Regions from separate parts of the Mus musculus genome. Here region 2 is linked to region 1. A link is a loop called in an ENCODE intact Hi-C map of the cell type or tissue named here. Cell type or tissue: left cerebral cortex. All regions are shown on one strand. Links, peaks and the distances in the headings refer to the core of each region. The heading gives the core; the rest is flanking DNA. Region 1 overlaps Prkcb (protein kinase C, beta). Region 2 overlaps Prkcb (protein kinase C, beta).

Region 1 (8,521 bases), core at 220-8,219:
CTTGAGTTGGTACCAGATCACCAGGGCCTTCTACCCTTAGCCCGCGTCTCTACCTCCCGCAGGGAACTCGCATCTGTCCAAAAGAGCTGGCCAGGCTCCTGCTTCTGGCTGGCTTTTCTCATGGATGGGTTGCTGAAGCATTGTGGTTTCGAGTCTGGGCTTTAGGGGCAGGCTTCGGTTTGAAAGCTAGATCTCTCACGAGCAAATATTTGCCGGGTGCCTCCTGTGTTCCTCCCCTGCTCTCCTGCAAAAGACTGCAGGCACATTCACGACGCCTTCATTTTTCTCAATGATGAGAGATGAACACAAAATAAACAAGACATGTCCCTAAGACAGCCTGTGAGGAAGTAAAGGAGTGTGATCCGTGGCCTGCCTGTCACTAGCGGAGATGGTGGCATTTGTCTGAGACTACAGTGGCAAGCTTGGAAGAGAGCTTGTTGCAGTTTCCAGAAAAGAACATGACAGGCAGGGGGAACAACAGAGGCAGAGGCCAGGAGAAGAATTGTTACAGAAACTGTTTGGAGTGGGTGTGGCTAAGCCTAGTGATGCAGTGCCCAGCTTTGCCCGGTGCTGTGGTGTGGCTGGGGTGGGATCCTGGACTATTAAAGAGATAGGAAGAGAGCACTGCAGTGGAGACAGTCCAGGAAGCTCTCTGCAGGAGGCAGGATGGGAGTGGGCTAGAGGGCTGGGGGGAGCCATGGCTAATGCTTGCTGCATGCTCGTCTACCATGACAGTTCTGCCAGGCTGCCTTAGGAACTGTGGGGACGAAGGGGTGGTTCCAACTTTAGAATGGCCTTAGGTCTGGGTGGGTTCACTCTGTCTCCTCCAGCATTTGCTGACGACAACGCCAGGTCGCTCGGTGTTGGTGTTGGTCATGCACTTTTCCCATGTATGGTAACCTTTTGAGGTAGTTATTAACATCCACTCCATTTTAGAGACGAGGAAAACAGGGAGAGGGAGGAGAGGGAGAGCCAATGTTTGCAGGACTGTAAGGTAGAAAGGGTTCCTCATCTTCACATCAGCCCGTCCTTCTGCAAAATGATGTCTTCTATGGGTCGAGTCCTGGCCAGGAGGCTGGGTAAATCCCTGGACTGAGAAATAGTTAGGTGGAGGATGCCTTTTCTCACGGAACCTGGAACATTCCAGCAAGTTCTCAGGATCTGCCCCACCCACTCACCATGGGTTAGAGCTCTACTGTTCCAGGTTTCACTCGGGGGCCCGGGATCTGGACTCAAGCTTGCATGGTAAGCACTCCCACACCGACCCATCTCCTTGGGCCCTTCCTGACTGACTCTTCTGTTAACTAAATCTTCTGTCCAGTGACCTTTTAATTCCCTCTTCAGCCTGGCTGATCTGATTGTGCTCCCCTGAGCCAGAAGTCCAGGTCCCTGGGGGCCCAGCAGAGAAAGGCTGAGGTGGAGCCACACCCTGAGGAAATGGTAGTGCTTGCTTGTTTCTGCACCGATCTTTTTGGCATAGTTGGAGAGCTTACAACCTTGCAGCCAAGTCTTTGAGAAAGTGAGACACTAGGCGACTGTTCCTGGCTGCAGTGCTCTCTCTGCCTGACCTGAGAGCTGAGATCTAGGGAGCAGAGACATTCAAAGAGACAGTCTACGCCGATTGCTTCAAACACCGACCTGGTGGTGCATTTGGCCACCATTTCCTGGCCCTTACTAAATATCAGGTGCTTTAAGGAGACCGTCTCACCGAATCCCCACCTCACCTCACATCTCTGAGGATGACCACTCAGTTGTCAGGCACAATGATTGTGGTGTGGCGAGTTCAGCCCCTCGTTCAGAGTCACGAAGCTGTCAAGTGGCCCATCTAGCATACAAGACCCAGGAGTCAGACATGACTCCAGGACTTGAGTCCTCAGCCACTCCCCTGCCCACTTCCCTGGGTGCTCTCAGACATCTTAGCCTTCGAGAACTGAGAACATCAAGAGAGAGAAGGAGGGAGGAAGGGAGAGGGAGAAGAAGAGGAGAAGTGGGAGGAGGAGGAGGAAGAGAGAAGAGGAAGGAGAGAGAGACAGAGACACACAGAGACATAGAGACAGAGATATACACACAGAGACATAGAGAGAGACACACAGAGAGACATAGAAACAGAGAGAGACAGAAAGATACACAGAGAGACAGAGAGAACACTAGCAGGGACTTGTCCCAGCTTCACAATAGTATCCAGAGAAAAAGGTTTTTATGTTAAAATTAAGTGATGCTCACAGGAGACAGTATATCCTGGGAAACACCTTACCACCTTGGGTGATGAACCTTGGAAGACCCTGGGACAGTTCAGAGCCAAGAGCCACTCTGAGTCAATGGAACGGGGTGGAGGTGGGGATACAGTAGAAGTTGAATGTACTGAGGGTAGGGTAGTCTGGAGGAGGGTATTGGAGAAAAAACTATAGCCAAAGTCAACCAGTGAAACCCAGGAACCCAGAAAACCAAGGAACCCAGGAAAGCAAGTGGCTAAGTAGACATTCAGGATACTTTCCTGAAGTGTTTGCTAGCTCCGTTCCTTAGCCTATCCAGGACAGCGTATAGTGACTTGGGATCTCCTACTTCCCACATGAGGCATCTCAGTTCCTTCAGCTTAGTCCGTCCCTAGCCTACAACTTCAAACACTCCTGAGCAGCCAAGTGTCCTTGCCCACATACTGAGCCAGCGCTCTTTCCAGAGAACACTCTAGCTACCAAACATGAAGCCCAGATCAAAAGAAAGCAGTTCAGATTTTACCTAGGACAGAGAGATGACCACCTTCCACATTCTAGATCAGCTTTTACAGACTGAAGCCCACTGTGTAAAACTAGCTCTTATAAATCACAACACACACACACACACACACACACACACACACACACACATGGGTATGAGTCTATAGGATGGTTTTTGTGGAAGGAAATAGGTGAGGTCAGAGAAATAGGGTTAAGATTGGCTGGAGTGAATCATTTCAGTGAGCTGAACTACAGACAGCATGAATCTGGGAGAGCAGGACCTGAAAATGAGGCAGACTGTCTCATGCAACAGCTAACTTTATTCAGAGCAATAAACAATTCATATTCCGAGGGTTAAAAAGTAAAGTACACAGCCCCAAGGATAGGCTGCACATGGCACAAACACATTGTCCCGTGCAGGCAATCATAACAGCTGAAGTAAACTCACTCCTAACTGCCACACCTGGAGGAACATGAAAACATGTGCCAGGAAAAATTCTGTGTTTTGAAGAGCCCGAGGTCACAAGACTCAGGTCTTGTGTTCTTTGAGTTTTCTTACAAGTGCTCAGAAATCTCACACAACTCCATCCTCAGACTGCATTATGACATTGGAGTATAGAGATTGTCCCTCAACTGGGTGGTGGTGGTGGTGTTTAGATGGCTTGATTTTCATAGGAAGGGTATGCATTTTCAGGTCAGTATTTTATTATAGGAATGACAAGCCCTGGAAAGGGCAGTTTCTCCAGTACCAGCAAGGTCTCAAGATGTCAGAGGCTCTGAAATACAGTAAAGGTATTGTTAATCTAACAGATGTAAGGAAGAAATTCACCAATCCAAATGATGGCCAGATTAAAGCAATGTACACAGATTATTTGTGTACATATAAAGAGCCAAAATGGTGACTATCTTTCCTATGGTGTCCCTGTGACACCAGCCCTGAGCCAATTTCTTAAGTCCTTTTCATAGGGCAAAACCATAGGGTGGGGATTTGCATGTAGGTATGATTACAGGAGTGAGACCGGGCAGTTGAGGAAAATGGGTCGCGAAACAATGGAATGGAACATTTCTAAGAGCACGTACCTCCAAGGGCTTGGTCTCTGGTTCACTCTATGACTGGGGTAAGGCGCAGCCCAGCTCCAAGAAACAGAAATTTACATTTTATAGTGAACAGAAACCTAACTTAGCTATAGACTCAAAACCTCTCCTAGGAACAAAATGGAGCTGACCTGTTTGCTCAGTATGATTTGTAGAAACAATTTTTATTGGTTCATAAAATAACAATAGAGTTTAAAAACACACAGCCCAGTATTTATGACCTGATGATGCCAGCAATGTCCCCTGTCCCACCCTAGTTCCACCCCTGAGTAGTCATTTTTAAAGATTAATTCATATTATTTATTTTATTATTGCATGTTTTAATTTATGCATATGATGCATAAATTTATAAATTTATGCCAGCCTAAGTGTATGTGTATGTGTACCATGTGCATGCAGTACCTGAGGAAGCCAGAAGAGGGCACTAGATCCTCTGGAACTGGAGTAACAGATGGTTGTGAGTCTGTATGTGGGTGCTGGGAACCAAACACTGGTCTTCTGGAGAAACAGCCAACACTTTTTAACTACTGAGCTGTTATCTCTCCAACCCCACAGAACAGTCTTCTTAAACTTGGACTTGCATCAGAGTCACTCCCAGAGTTTCTGATCAGCAGGTGTAAGCTGCAGCTAGCTGAGTTTGAGCACATCAGATTCCATCAGGGACTGGCATGTCACTCTATCCCATGGGAAAACACTCAGAAGATCACTGCTCTTTGGATGAGTCCCTCTGTAAACACTCCCCCCGCCCCTGCCCCCGGCACTTAAACACTGTATGTTTTAATGACTGGCTCTGTTCCTGTTTGTGTTTCTCTTTGTCTCTCCAACATATCTACAGCACAGATTTGCTAATATGTTTAGCTCCGCCACTGGATAAAAGTTCTCACTGAGTGGGCTGCAGAGATGGCTCAGAGGTTAAGAGCCCTGTCTGCTTTTTCAGAGGCCCTGAGCTCAATTCCCAGCAACCACCCTGGTGGCTCACAGTCAGATCTATATTGGGATCTGATGCCCTCTTCTGGCAGGCAGGCATATTTGCAGATAGAGCACTCATATATATTAAATAAATACATCTTTTTAAAAAGTTCTCACTGAACATTTTCTCGGTCTTGGACACTGACTTAGTCCCTGGGAATTTGTCCTGTCCGCATGAGGACAGGAAGTTACATTCTAGTACACAACTTGACAGTCAGTTTTGTTGTTATTGTTGTTGCTGACAGACACTCAGCTGTGCCATTGTAATACCACAGTAGCTGCAGGCAGTGTGCGAAGGGATGGGTGTGGCTTTGTGTGGCCGACAGAACTTTGCTTATTGACATAGGTGGTGGGTCAGGTCATGTTATAGACTGAGGGTCTCTGTTGTAGAGAATAAAGCAGAGGCACTAAGCAGAATACAGACAGCCTTCTGGTGTCCTTGGGTCCCCCATCCAGACCCAAGCAACCTTTTCTGAAACTGTTTATGAGAAGTTGCACCTGGACAGAGCATGTGCAGATTCTTTTCTAGACATTATTGTCCAGATAATGTAGCCCAGCAGTTACATGGCATCTATACTGCACTGGATAGTGTAAGTAATATAGAGATGGTCTTAAAGTATGGAGGAGGATTTGAGCTGGGTATAGTGGTGCATACTACTGTATTCCCAGACCTCAGGAAGCTGAGGCAGGGGGATTGTAAGCTCTGGGACACCCTGGACTATGGACCCAATCTAAAAAAATTTTTTTTTGCTAAGTATAATAAATGGGAGAACATGCATTAATTATATGCAAACACTGTAGCCTTTTAATATAAAGGACTTGAGTGTCCATGGACTTGAGTATCCATGGGACTCCTGAATCCAAATGGTCTCACAGATACAGACTGAAAAACTAGATGTTAAGTACTACACAGAGAAAGCCGGATCTGGAAAGGAGGGTGAGGAGAACTTGCAGTTTTAGCTGAGGTCTGATGAGTGAGCTACAAGATGGGGACTTTTGATTGAAGGCTTGCAGGAAGTGAAGGAGGAAGACAGGTGGTTCCCTGGAGGGAGGTAGAGGCACAGCACCTAGGAAAGCCACAGCATGGATGCTCTTGGCTCCTGGACCACTGTGTGTGCCTGCATGCCCGAGGCACAGCAGGACGCTGTGTTATATTAACTGGTACAGCCAAGAGAGCAAAGCCCAGCAGAATGCTTCGTCATCTGCTATAAAGATTGCTCTTTTTCTCCGAGTACAATAAGAGTCTCTGGTAGGTCCTACAACTCCTTGAAGGTGTGTAATTATCATTCGATTTTTTTTTCTCCTCAATGACAGCCAGCGTCGTCTCTTGACTTTCCACTAGGCAGAAGCAGCAGGCATGGAGCATGTGCAGTATCGTTTAACCTCCAAGGGGCCAATACACTTCCCCATTGTATAGATGAGGACAGGAAAGTTAGAAGGTTTAGTAAGGGGAAGCAAGAAGGCTTGGCAAGTAAAATGTTTGTGCGTCGGTATGAGAACTGAGCTCTGCCGCTCCGTGGTGCTGCAGGCCTGCAATCTCCTTGCTGGGAAGGCAGAGACAGGAGAATTGCTGGGGTTGCAGGCCAGCCAGTCTAACCAGGCTGATGAACCCTAGGTGAGAGTTCGGAGTAAGAGACCCTACCTATAATCACACACCACACACACACACACACACACACACACACACACACACACACACACTGGTGAGCAGGCGTGGTGTCAGAGGTTAAACGACTTGGTCAAGGTTACAGAGCTAGCACTTGTTATCTGGGATTCGACCTCCTGTCTGTCTTAATACAGAGACCTTAACACTTAATTATACTGTTGGACAGTGTTTTAATTCTTTAGGGATAGTGGAGACCCTGTGGCTTTTGGACCATAAAATTAAAAACTCTTTGCCAAGCTTGGGTGCGTGCATATCAATCAAGCCGAAATGAGGACTGCTCTGCGAACTGGGGAAGAAGGCTTCTTTTTTTCCGGAGAGCTCAGACCAAGCCACTGACAGCTCATTTACGTGATTCGGCTGCAGTTTGACAATCATAGTACAAGACTTGCATACAATTAGTCTGATGGTTCTTACACAGTCTCTTGGAAAAAAGAAAAGCCTTTGGAATTTTCCCTCTGTTTGGCCTTCTGCATGATGTAACCACGGCTTTATTTAGTTGGTTGTCTACCCCGGAATAGTGTGGTCTGCTGCCTTCTGCATCACTGTGGGCTGATTGAGGTCTTGTTTTCCTGGAGGGCAGATGCTGTTGCGCAGACCTGCTCTGTGGCTCTCCTCCCGCAGGATCATTCAAGCGAGCAGAACACGAAGGCAGAATTTCTTCTGTGCATGACAATGATTGCTCCAAGAGTAAGCTGGAGTCCTGTTAAATATGCAATGCAAATGGATTGTAAATGAGAAGTCTCCTCCGCAAGGGTCGGGAGGTCTGAACTCTGGGGGCCTCTCCATCCCTTCTTATCACCTGGCTCATGAACCTGACACCCCTTTTACAATCATCTTTTCTGGCCACCCAAGAGCTCCTAATGAGGGCAGAAGCTGCCTGCTCGTGTAACCCTTTCAGACACCTGGTGATTGGAAACTGGAGAGACAGCAAGCTTTCGATGCTCTGTCAGATGCCCTGAGTTATCATCAGCTGCCTGCTGGGCTTTGAGAAGGGCTGGGAAGGCGGTGAGAAGGCTGGGTAGCGGACTGCTATTGTCTGTGCCTCCTCCTCCCACTCTGAGCTGCGTGAGGCAGCCAGGGATGGCTGGATTTGGGCTCTCACGCAGCTGCCTTCTCTGACCCTCGCTGGGTGCCTGCCTCAGCTCAGAGAATCAGTCTCTGCAGGGATTTGGGATGAGAGCTAAGAGCCTGCTCCCCGGGTTGAAGATCAATGAGCCTTTGATTTTGTTTCTTCTTCCAGTCTAGCCCACTGTCTTTGCCTATAGCTTAAGAAACCCCAATCTAAGAGGCCTTTCAAATTGAAAAGTGAACTGGTCTGTAGGAAATTGTGGTTAGTAGAAAAAGACAAGTCATCAAAGATCCAGCTGTCTCCAAGGACACCCCGTGCCATCTTTTCCCTTCTTTCTTTGAATTTTTCTTTCTTCGTTTTTCCACCCTGCCTGGTGCTGAGGCTGGAACTCAGCGCCTTGTGTGAGTCAAGGCAAGCCCTTACCACTGGAGCTACCCCCAGCCTCAGCTTATTTCTTTGTTTTGTAGAGGCAGACACTTGACAGCTGTCAACCTGTAGGTAGCAGAGGAAGCCTAGAGTGGACAAAGTCCCGAGTGAGTGTGTTGTTGACATGGGCAACCCTCAGCAAGGACCCCAAGGCACTGGACCCATGGAAAATTGGCAAAGCCATTTACCCACATGGACCAGGCTCAAAAGGGCAACAAAGCTCTCTTCTGGGTCTGAGTGTTTACAGATGATTGGTCAGTGTGTGCAAAGACTAGCAACTGTAGCTTCCTCTTCCTCATCCCTAATGCTTACAGTCTGAGACTGCTCACTTACAGAGACTTATTACTGAGATCAGCGAACCCTGATCCCTGTGCTGTCCCTAATGAACACACCAGCGATCTAGGTTGCTAGAGGTCGTAGGTGCCTTACAAAGAGCATACTCCCACCTGAAGGGGGGTGAGGGGAGAGCATGTATGTCCTTTCAAGACTCAATGCATATGGGGACCAGCATGTATATATAGCACAGTCTGTACTAGGCACAGTGCTTAGTTCTTTTTAGTACTGATATGTTTTTCTCTTTGT
Region 2 (8,521 bases), core at 393-8,392, 81 kb after region 1:
TGTGTGCTTTGGCTATAAACATTGTTCCAAAAAACCCGAAGGAGCAGATGTGTGTACAGCTGTGGTACCCTGTGGGAGCCTACAGGAGGCTGACTCCTAGATTAAGTCGCCTTCTTGAGAAAGTGACTAGAGCTAGCCCACAAGGGTGAGTTAACCAAGCAAAGAAAGAAATGATAACCTCAGGTGCCTCCATCCTGACTTAGCTAGTTTGTGTAGCAGTCAGGACATGGACTCAACTGCTGTAACAAATACACTACCAGAGGTATACTGGCTCAGACACAATAGAGGTGAATTTTAAGTCATAAATAGTAATGGATGGGTGTTCCTGGCCCTGCCCACCCTTGCCATATGATAAGTAAGGGATAGAATTCTTTCTGCCTTATATGGCTCCATTAGTCCTTCCAACCTATTCTCTACATTCAGAGGGTGGAGGGGGAGGAACAGGAGGAGGAGGAGGCTCAAGCTGCTTTGTTCTGGAACTGACACACTTCACTTCTGCCCACACCGTATCAGAGAGGTTTCGTCTCATGACCACGCCTCAAAGCAAGGGCATCTGGGAGAATAATTCTGGTGGCTAGCAAGTGGTCTCTCACACATCCTGGCTGCTCCTCAGCTCTGGCTGGAATTTTTCACAGTGTCCCAAAAGACCTCCTGACTTTTTCCCTTTAGAGCTCCAAGTTTCTCACACCCCACAAACACAAATACTGGAGTGCCTCTTCCTGGTGACATTTCCTTGTGTTCAAATCATGGGACATGCCAGGTGCTGGAGCTGCCTTCCCTGAGCCCAGCAAAAGCCAGGAATAAATCAAGTAGGATGCAATCAGTGACTTATGAAATTGAAAGAAGCAGCGGGTGCTGGGAAACTGGGCATCCAGGTATCACATCCACAGCTGCTAAAAACAATTCCACCCTGTACTGTGGCTGGGTATGCACCCAAGGCAGAAAGCACCAACCTCCTCTATGGCTGGAGCTTCCTGGAACAGTGCCCAGTAAGTCCAGTGCCTGAATGTCCCCAGACTACAGGAAGGTGCCCTCCAACACTCAGAATTTAGCTGTTATTGTCCAAGGAAGCCGCCGGTACTGATTTCAGCAGCTCAATGTTCACAGCAGAGCAGCACACAGTAGGTGCAATCACAGATTCGATACACCCATTGTGTGTTTATATTAATATGTTCTAGGGGAACCTAGCCGAGAGAGGTAATTTTGTTCTTCTACAATGGCCAGTGTGAGAGCTAAAGTTATGTTTTAAGTTTTAATTACTATGCCTAAGAGAGTCAAACAACAAAAATTCCTCTTGCCTGTAAGCCCCTTGCCCAAGGACAGACACTGCCAGTGCAGGCTCTTGTTTATGTAAGATAACAAGCCACATGCTTTCACTCCTTTAAACAAGTTTGGTTGACCCAAACTGCACCAGATATGCTTGATATGTAGGAGGGAATTATGTAGGCAGGAAATACATCAGGATGTACTCTTGCGCCTGATTGGATGTAGGCAGGAGGTGTGCAGACAGAAGTATGTTGAGGTATATGCTTGGTCCTGATTGGACCTCTTGGGAAATATGTAGCCTTATGGGTATACCTGTATGAACCTCTGCAAAAATGAGACTCACCACCATTTTCTGGAAGCCTAGGAATGGATCTGACAAGAGAGTCCATCCCCCTGGCTAGTATTTAATTAAAGCTTTGGCAGGGTCAACACTAGTATCAGTGATGCAACTGATGAAAATAGCCTTCAAGTCTTAGGCTCACATATAATTTGGCAGCTCGATGGCGACTCTATTTCACAGGACATGAAGTCTTCCACTATGATTCTGGTATGGCAAGTCCCAATCTCCTTTTTTCTCCAGAACTTCTCCATTAGAGGAGGCTCATGTCTCAAGGCTCCTCTGTTCTTTGAGCATCCTTTCGAGGATCTGGTTCTTCCTTTACTGTCTTTTGCATTGGGTAGATATAGAGAATCAAGTAGTTCCTTTGAAACTTGCTGCTCTACTGTAAGTCACTCTGTCTCTGTCCTTTGCAAAGAGGCTCCTCCAACTAAAGAGTACACATGGAGGGACCCATGGCTCCAGGTGCATATGTAGCAGAGGATGGCCTTGTTGGTCATCAATGGGAGGAGAGGACCTTGGTCCTGTGAAGGCTCAATGCCTTAGTGTAGGGGAATAACAGGGCCAGGAAGCAGGAGTGGGTGGGCTGGTGAGCAGGGGGAGGGGGGAGGGGAGGGGGGTTTATGGAGGGGAAACCAGGAAAGGGGATACATTTTGAAAGGGAAATAAAGAAAATATCTAGTAAAAAACAAACCAAAACAAACAAATAAACAAAAAGAACAAAACAAAGAGGCTCCTCCAGTTAGCAGTCTTTGGAAATACCTGTCTTGATTTGTCCATCACTCTGCAGATCTACCACTCAGATTTAGAGGCCATGCTTTTTGTGTTTGTTTGAGACAGGGTCTTTCCACATAACCCTGGCTGTCCTGGAACTCACTATGTAGAGTAGGCTGGTCTTGAACTCACAGAGATCTAATGGCCTCTACCTTTACCTCTGCCTTTGCATCTGCCTCTGCCTCTGCCTCTGCCTCTGCTTCCTGAATACTTGGATTAAAGTTATGTACCCCCACACCCACCCTCTCATCCTTTTGAGAGCAGAGGGCCGATGCAAGGGAGATAATTGTTTGCTTTTATAAGTGTCCCCTGACACCCATAATTAATGATTCGGTTACAAGAGTGGGGAACGGATGTTTATTGAGTACCTACTGTATATCAGGTATTCTTTTGATATATCAGCAATGTTTGTGAACCAAACAGACAGAAGCATTTGCCATTATAGATTTATGTTCTACTGACGATGGTAGTAATTCTGATAGTGGTGGTGTTCTTATCACTTTGAGATCTTATAATGTGCAAGGACCTTATGAGTGCTTTGTTTGGATTAGCACCAGTTGTTCTCTGATGCTACTACTATCACCCCCTTCTTAAAGGTGACAGGACAAAGATAACAGGAGTAACAGGATAAAAGGCTGGAGTAACTTGGTAGAGTCACAGTTGTAAGTGTCACTTACTGTGTCAAATTTGATTTAGAAATGCATGATTTGTGGCTCTTTGGATATGTGGTAGTTTGGATGAAAATGGCCCCCATAGACTCACAGGGAATGGCAATCTTGGGAGGTGTGGCCTTGTTGGATTAGATGTAGCATTCACTAGGGGTAGGCTTTGAGGGTTCAGAAGCTCAAGTCAGGCCCAGAGTTACTCTCTTCCTGCTGCCTGGGCGTCCAATGCAGAACACCCAGCTACCTCCCCAGTACCATGTCTGCCTGCCTGCTGCCACGATTCCTGTCACGATGGCAATGGAGTAAACCTCTGAACCTGTAAGCCAAAGCCCTTGTTAAATGCTATCCTTTGTAAGAGTTGCATGGTCACACTGTCTCTTCACAGCAACAGAAACTCTAAGACAGGATAGAACTTAGGGCCTTGAACATGTTAGGCAAGTGTCCTACTATTGTGCTATGCCCCCAGCCTTGATTTGGGGCTCATAATGGCTTGATTCTGAACTCACACATTCTGGCTTGTCTCAGGGTCTTGGGTGCCAATGTGTTTGAATAGGTTAACAATTTCTCCACTTGCTTTCTCACTTCCCCCTAAGTGCCAGTTTTCTTCCCTTCCTTTCACTGTGAACTGCTGACCTCAGTGTTGGGAGGTCACCCCACCTGTCCCCGGATCACCTACTCGTCCATGAACGAGTGTGCATCAGTGGGATTCTTTGAGTTCCCATGAGCTTGCCTTTTCTCCTATGCCCTCTCCTCTCCTGTGCAGGCTTCAGAACTGTGAGACCCTCCAGATCTCAGAGGCATCTCTAGCAGGAGCAGCTATGCTCAGTTGATTCTTCTTCAGTCTTGACTCCCATTCATTCTTCACTACTGGCCCCGCCCACCTCTGCCCCGCCCCTCCCACCTCCATTCTATTCACACTCCCTTATCATCTCTCACGGTCATTAAACAGATACTAATTGCCATGGAAGAATTGTGCTATGGACTGCCATGCTCTATGTGGTATTAATTGGCAGTGCAATTCTGCAAGTTAGTTTTTATGATAACTCTCTTGTATCTGTGTGGGAATTATAAGTAAAGAAGGCTGGGCGACTTTGCCAAGATGTGATCTTGGAACGCTGTTTGTGGCTTGGAGGAGGTGAATCAGGACTTGCAATCTGGTTTAATGATTCCAGCTGCTTCTTGTAACAGTGTTCTCTGTTTTGGGGTACATACATCTCCCTAAACTTCCCCCTTCCTTCCTCTTCCTCCTTCCTCCTTCCTTTCTTCCTCCTCCTCTTCCTCCTCAGCACAGAGTCCCTCCATGTAGTCCAGGCTACCCTGGAACTGTATACTCCAGGCTACCTTAAAACTTAGATTCCTCCTGTCTCAGCCTCCTGAGTACCAGGACCGCAGGCAGCTGCAGCACTCCTCATTTTGAGATAACATTTCCAAAATGGCTACCAGAGGTTCATAGTGGCATAAGCATATTCTTCCTCTTTCCACGGAAAAGAGCTAAAACTTGAATCTTATGATTGCATTGGTATAAAGACAAATACATTAACATTGCATTTTAGAATATTGACCTCAACCCCACATCCCAGAGTTTCTCCCCCTGTGGTTTTAAAAACACTAAAATACTTTCACAAGCTCCCAAGATGGGTCCTGCTCAAGGCATAGTCAAAGAAGGCAGTCCCGATTTTCACACTAGCCTCTCAGCAGCCAGGCACTCCTCTAGAGTGCTCTGTGGACACAGGGGAACAGTCCAGAGGCAGCATCTTGAGGCAGGTGCAGCTCTGAATTCTGTCAGGAGGAAGTGTCCTGAGGAGATTTAAAGGGGCATTAGTTCCGAGCAGTAATAAAGACCTTCTCTCCTAAAGTCTTTGAGCCCCAGCTGTGGGAGTCGAGCCTAATTTTAATCTCATTAGTGGCATGTATCCACACACACACACACACACACATGCATATGTACATTAGACGTGCTTATATAACCCTGCAGACAAAAGGGCTCCCCTTTCTTCCCCCTCTTTGCTATCTTCCTCTACCATATGTTAAACTGCTTTATCATATGGCTCACAGAGAGCTGAGAGTCGCTGCTACCTGTCCTCCTAATCCTCTTCCAGGGAACCTTTGCTGTCTGATCTTGGCTTCCTGCCGGCTCTGTAGTTCTGTCCCAATTATGGTGTCTTTTCCCTCAGCTCCCAAGCTTCCATATGCAATTCTGACTGCAGTGCAATTCTTGCAGGCTCATCTTTCTAAATCACTTTTCCCCGATTTCCCAGGTCTCTGCTTGACAGACTGACTTGACGCTTCAGTCCTCTGAAGATAGTGGATTGCAAAACAGAATAAGGTCCTTTTTTTCCCTCAACAAAATTAATTACATTGAGGGAAATTATCAGGAACTTCAAGTTTCTAATGCTTCATCTGTTGCAGGTAGATAGTCGGGAGAGGAGAGTAAAGGAAGTGGGGAAAAGGAGAGATGTGTTCCACAGCTGTGCATCCTGAGATACCCAAAGGCAGGGCAAGATGGGTTCTTGACAAGAGCCCAGCAACTATGTCTCTGCCTCAAGGGAACTCACCCGTCACTCTCCATTCAGTACTGTCCTCCACCCTGACTGTGCATCAGTACTGCCTCTTTCAGACTTTTCTGGGTTGAAATCCCAAACCTAGACTATTCTGGAACTCTAAAATGCCAGAAAAGAGAATCTAATGATCTCTTTTCCTGTGCCCAAGAGGAAGAGACAGCCATACAGGCAGAATAATAAGGACATACTTTCTGAGAGCGGGTGTATTTGGTGTGGACAAGGGCTCTAACAAGAGAGTAGGAATAACTAACCTCTCTGGCCCACAGATCAAAGGAAGACTTTCCTTTTGGCCTATATATTCTTTTACACACTGCCTGATTCTTTAAGGGACAATACCACATATTAAATCAGGCCATATTACTGAAGGGCCCTGGGGCTCATGATCAAAAACTCTGCACAGGGTTTAATGATCTAGGCATGGTGGTACATGTCTGAAAAGCCAGATCTCAAGAGATCACAAGTTCAAGGCCACAAAACTCACAAAACTCAAGGGCTAGGAATGTAGCTCTGTAGTTAGGCAATTGCACGGGCATGCCAAGAGTGACGGATTTGATGCTTAACACCACAAAGGTGGGGGTGTGTGTGTGAGAAACAGGAAAATTGGACTCTCAAGTCCAACTATGGAGCTTCCATTTTTCCTCTCCTGCCATGCATGCATCCCTTCATACAACATCAGAGATTCACAGCGATGTTCTAATCTCACATCTTTAACTTTTCCTACAAAAATCATGATAGCAGAAACCAGAGGTCTGCAACCATCTAATACCCAGAGGAGATACTTGAGATAGTCAAATGAGGATGATACATAGGGTTAGAGGAGGCGTGGCTTGCTTCACCTCATCCATCTCCCCCAGTGTTGTGCTGTGCATTGTGTACTGACCACGCAAAGCCCTGTTGCAGAAATCTGTCCTCTACTTCTGAGCCCTGGGAGTGCATGTGAATATTTCTGGTGTTGCTCATTTAATTTGCAGCATGGTCTAATGAGGTAGGGTTATCATTATCTCCAGTTTAGGGATACAGATATAGGGGGCTCCAGCAGTGAGAGACTTGCAGTCATGCAGCAGAGGGAGTGGAGTGAAACCCAGTGACCCTCACAGCATCCATGGTACTCAGTGTGATCCACTCCTGCCCCAGAGAAGCAGCAGGCTCCAGCAGCAGTGGTCTGTCATGTCAACAACACAGCCGTTTTAGGCTAACAAGGCAGATCTGATTATAAAGAAACAGGCTTTCTTTGTGCCACCTAATTGTTTAAATGAATGACAGACCCTTAAGGGTTTCGTCTCATTGTCTTTTGGTAAAAGGCATCAATTACTGGCTTGTTTTCCTGAGAACCATCTACAAAACGGTCAAATTAAACCTGCTTCTATTTTAACCGTCTAGCTTTTGTCAGGCTTAACATACAACTCAAAGAAATAACTAAGCCAGACATGTTGCAAAGTTTATTTATTTATTAGGCATCTCTACTCTCAGTCCTTTCTGTTTCCTTCTTTTTCTTTCTTTCTTAGAAGAACACTTAAGGCTTCTCTTAGCAAATTTCAAGAACACATTCCAGGACTTTGTATGTGGCATACATTAAATCTCTCAAACCTTATAACTGAAGTTGTAAGCGTCTCCCCATCCCCCCACTGCCCGTACCCTCCCCCTGCCCCCATTCGCCAAAGAACCTCTCTCAGCTCCTTTGTAGTTTGAGGATGTTTAGACTCCCTGTAAGAGCCTGTAGTTTTTGTCCTTCTGTGTCTGGCTTGTTTCCCTTAGTGTAAGGTCTTCCAAGTTAACTAACATTTATTTTTAGCTCAAAAGAAACCTTCAGTAACTATTACCGACCCGTGCATTCCTAATAATGTCAGTAATGAGAGGTGATGTAGCCTCGAGGGTAGAGATAATACTTATATATATTTCTACTGTAACTCAGTTAAGCCTTTCATATTAGACCCAATCAAGCATCCTCATGAGGAACACAGGCAACAGTCTCAGGTTTAAGTCTTCTTGTTCATTCTCTACCTTTTTCTTACCGCCAGTGGAAGCTGTCTCTCCCATTCTACAGTGGCCTTTGTTTAATGAATTTGCAGGAGCCAGATATGACCAGGCAGCAAGGACCTCAGTTCTAAACTTCCTTCACATTTTCTAGCTTTGTCTGTCTAGAGGGTAAAAATTCAGCTAGATTAAACCTAAAGCATGACATCACAGCATCGTTTAAAAAGGTTTAGAGGCTGCACAGATAGCAGTCGCTAAAAGTGCTTGCCTTGTAAACTCAACTACGCGAGTTCCATGTCTAGCAATCAGGCAAAAATCTGGGTCTGGGGAAGTACACTTGTAATCTGAGAGATGGAAAGTAGGGACAGGTGGATCCCTGGTGAGCTAGACCAGTCAGAGATCCTGTCTCAAAAAACAAAAAGGTACCAGTATGCCCTTTAATTCTAGCATTCAGGAGGCAGAGGCAAGCAGATCTCTACGATTTATTTTAAGGTCATCCTGACCACACATTGAGTTTCAGACCAGCAAGGGCTACATGGTGAGACTTTGTCTATAATTCCAGCATTCTGGAGACTGAGGCAGAAGGATCACAAGTTTGAGACTGGCCAGGACTGGAGATAGAGAGAGACTGTGTCTCAAAAATAAAGCAAAACAAAGTTTAAAAAAATGTAGAAAGCAAGCATCTCACAGAGAACATCAGCTGGACTTTCTGCAGAGAGGACACTGTGGTGATACTGACAGTCACCGTGTAGCCTCCAGAGGAGCTCACACAGTGTGCCACAGCCCTTCCATGTTTCCTCACATGGACGTCTATATAAGCAGGCCTGCCAAATAAGGATGACGTGTGTTCTTCTAAAGCCAACTAACGAAAACGGACAGTTCCTGCGAATTAACTCCCCAGACAGTCCTCTGGCCTCCACATACATGTTCATGTGTATCTGCAC

The links. Peaks named below come from ENCODE experiments on the same cell type or tissue, not always from the same donor. Only the 100,000 strongest peaks of a DNase experiment are listed, where the experiment ranks them.
Region 2: it touches region 1 in a loop (2.8-fold over the local background); 4 of 42 quality-filtered maps call a loop at or near these places.

The regions. Positions count from the first base shown.
Region 1 is chr7:122,471,016-122,479,536 of GRCm38, forward strand. All of the region lies in intron 5 of Prkcb (protein kinase C, beta), which reads left to right. Among named protein-coding and RNA genes, the nearest start is that of Gm51497, 180 kb to the left of the region's middle. In left cerebral cortex, for the core only: CTCF peaks have their summits at 4,226 (motif pointing right), 4,821 (motif pointing left) and 6,296; DNase peaks (open chromatin) are centred at 6,286, 6,996 and 7,431; H3K27ac peaks cover 443 bases.
Region 2 is chr7:122,551,833-122,560,353 of GRCm38, forward strand. The region is part of intron 9 of Prkcb (protein kinase C, beta); the gene reads left to right. Among named protein-coding and RNA genes, the nearest start is that of Cacng3, 120 kb to the right of the region's middle. In left cerebral cortex, for the core only: no CTCF peak of the experiment used is centred there; DNase peaks (open chromatin) are centred at 812, 4,996, 5,165 and 6,170.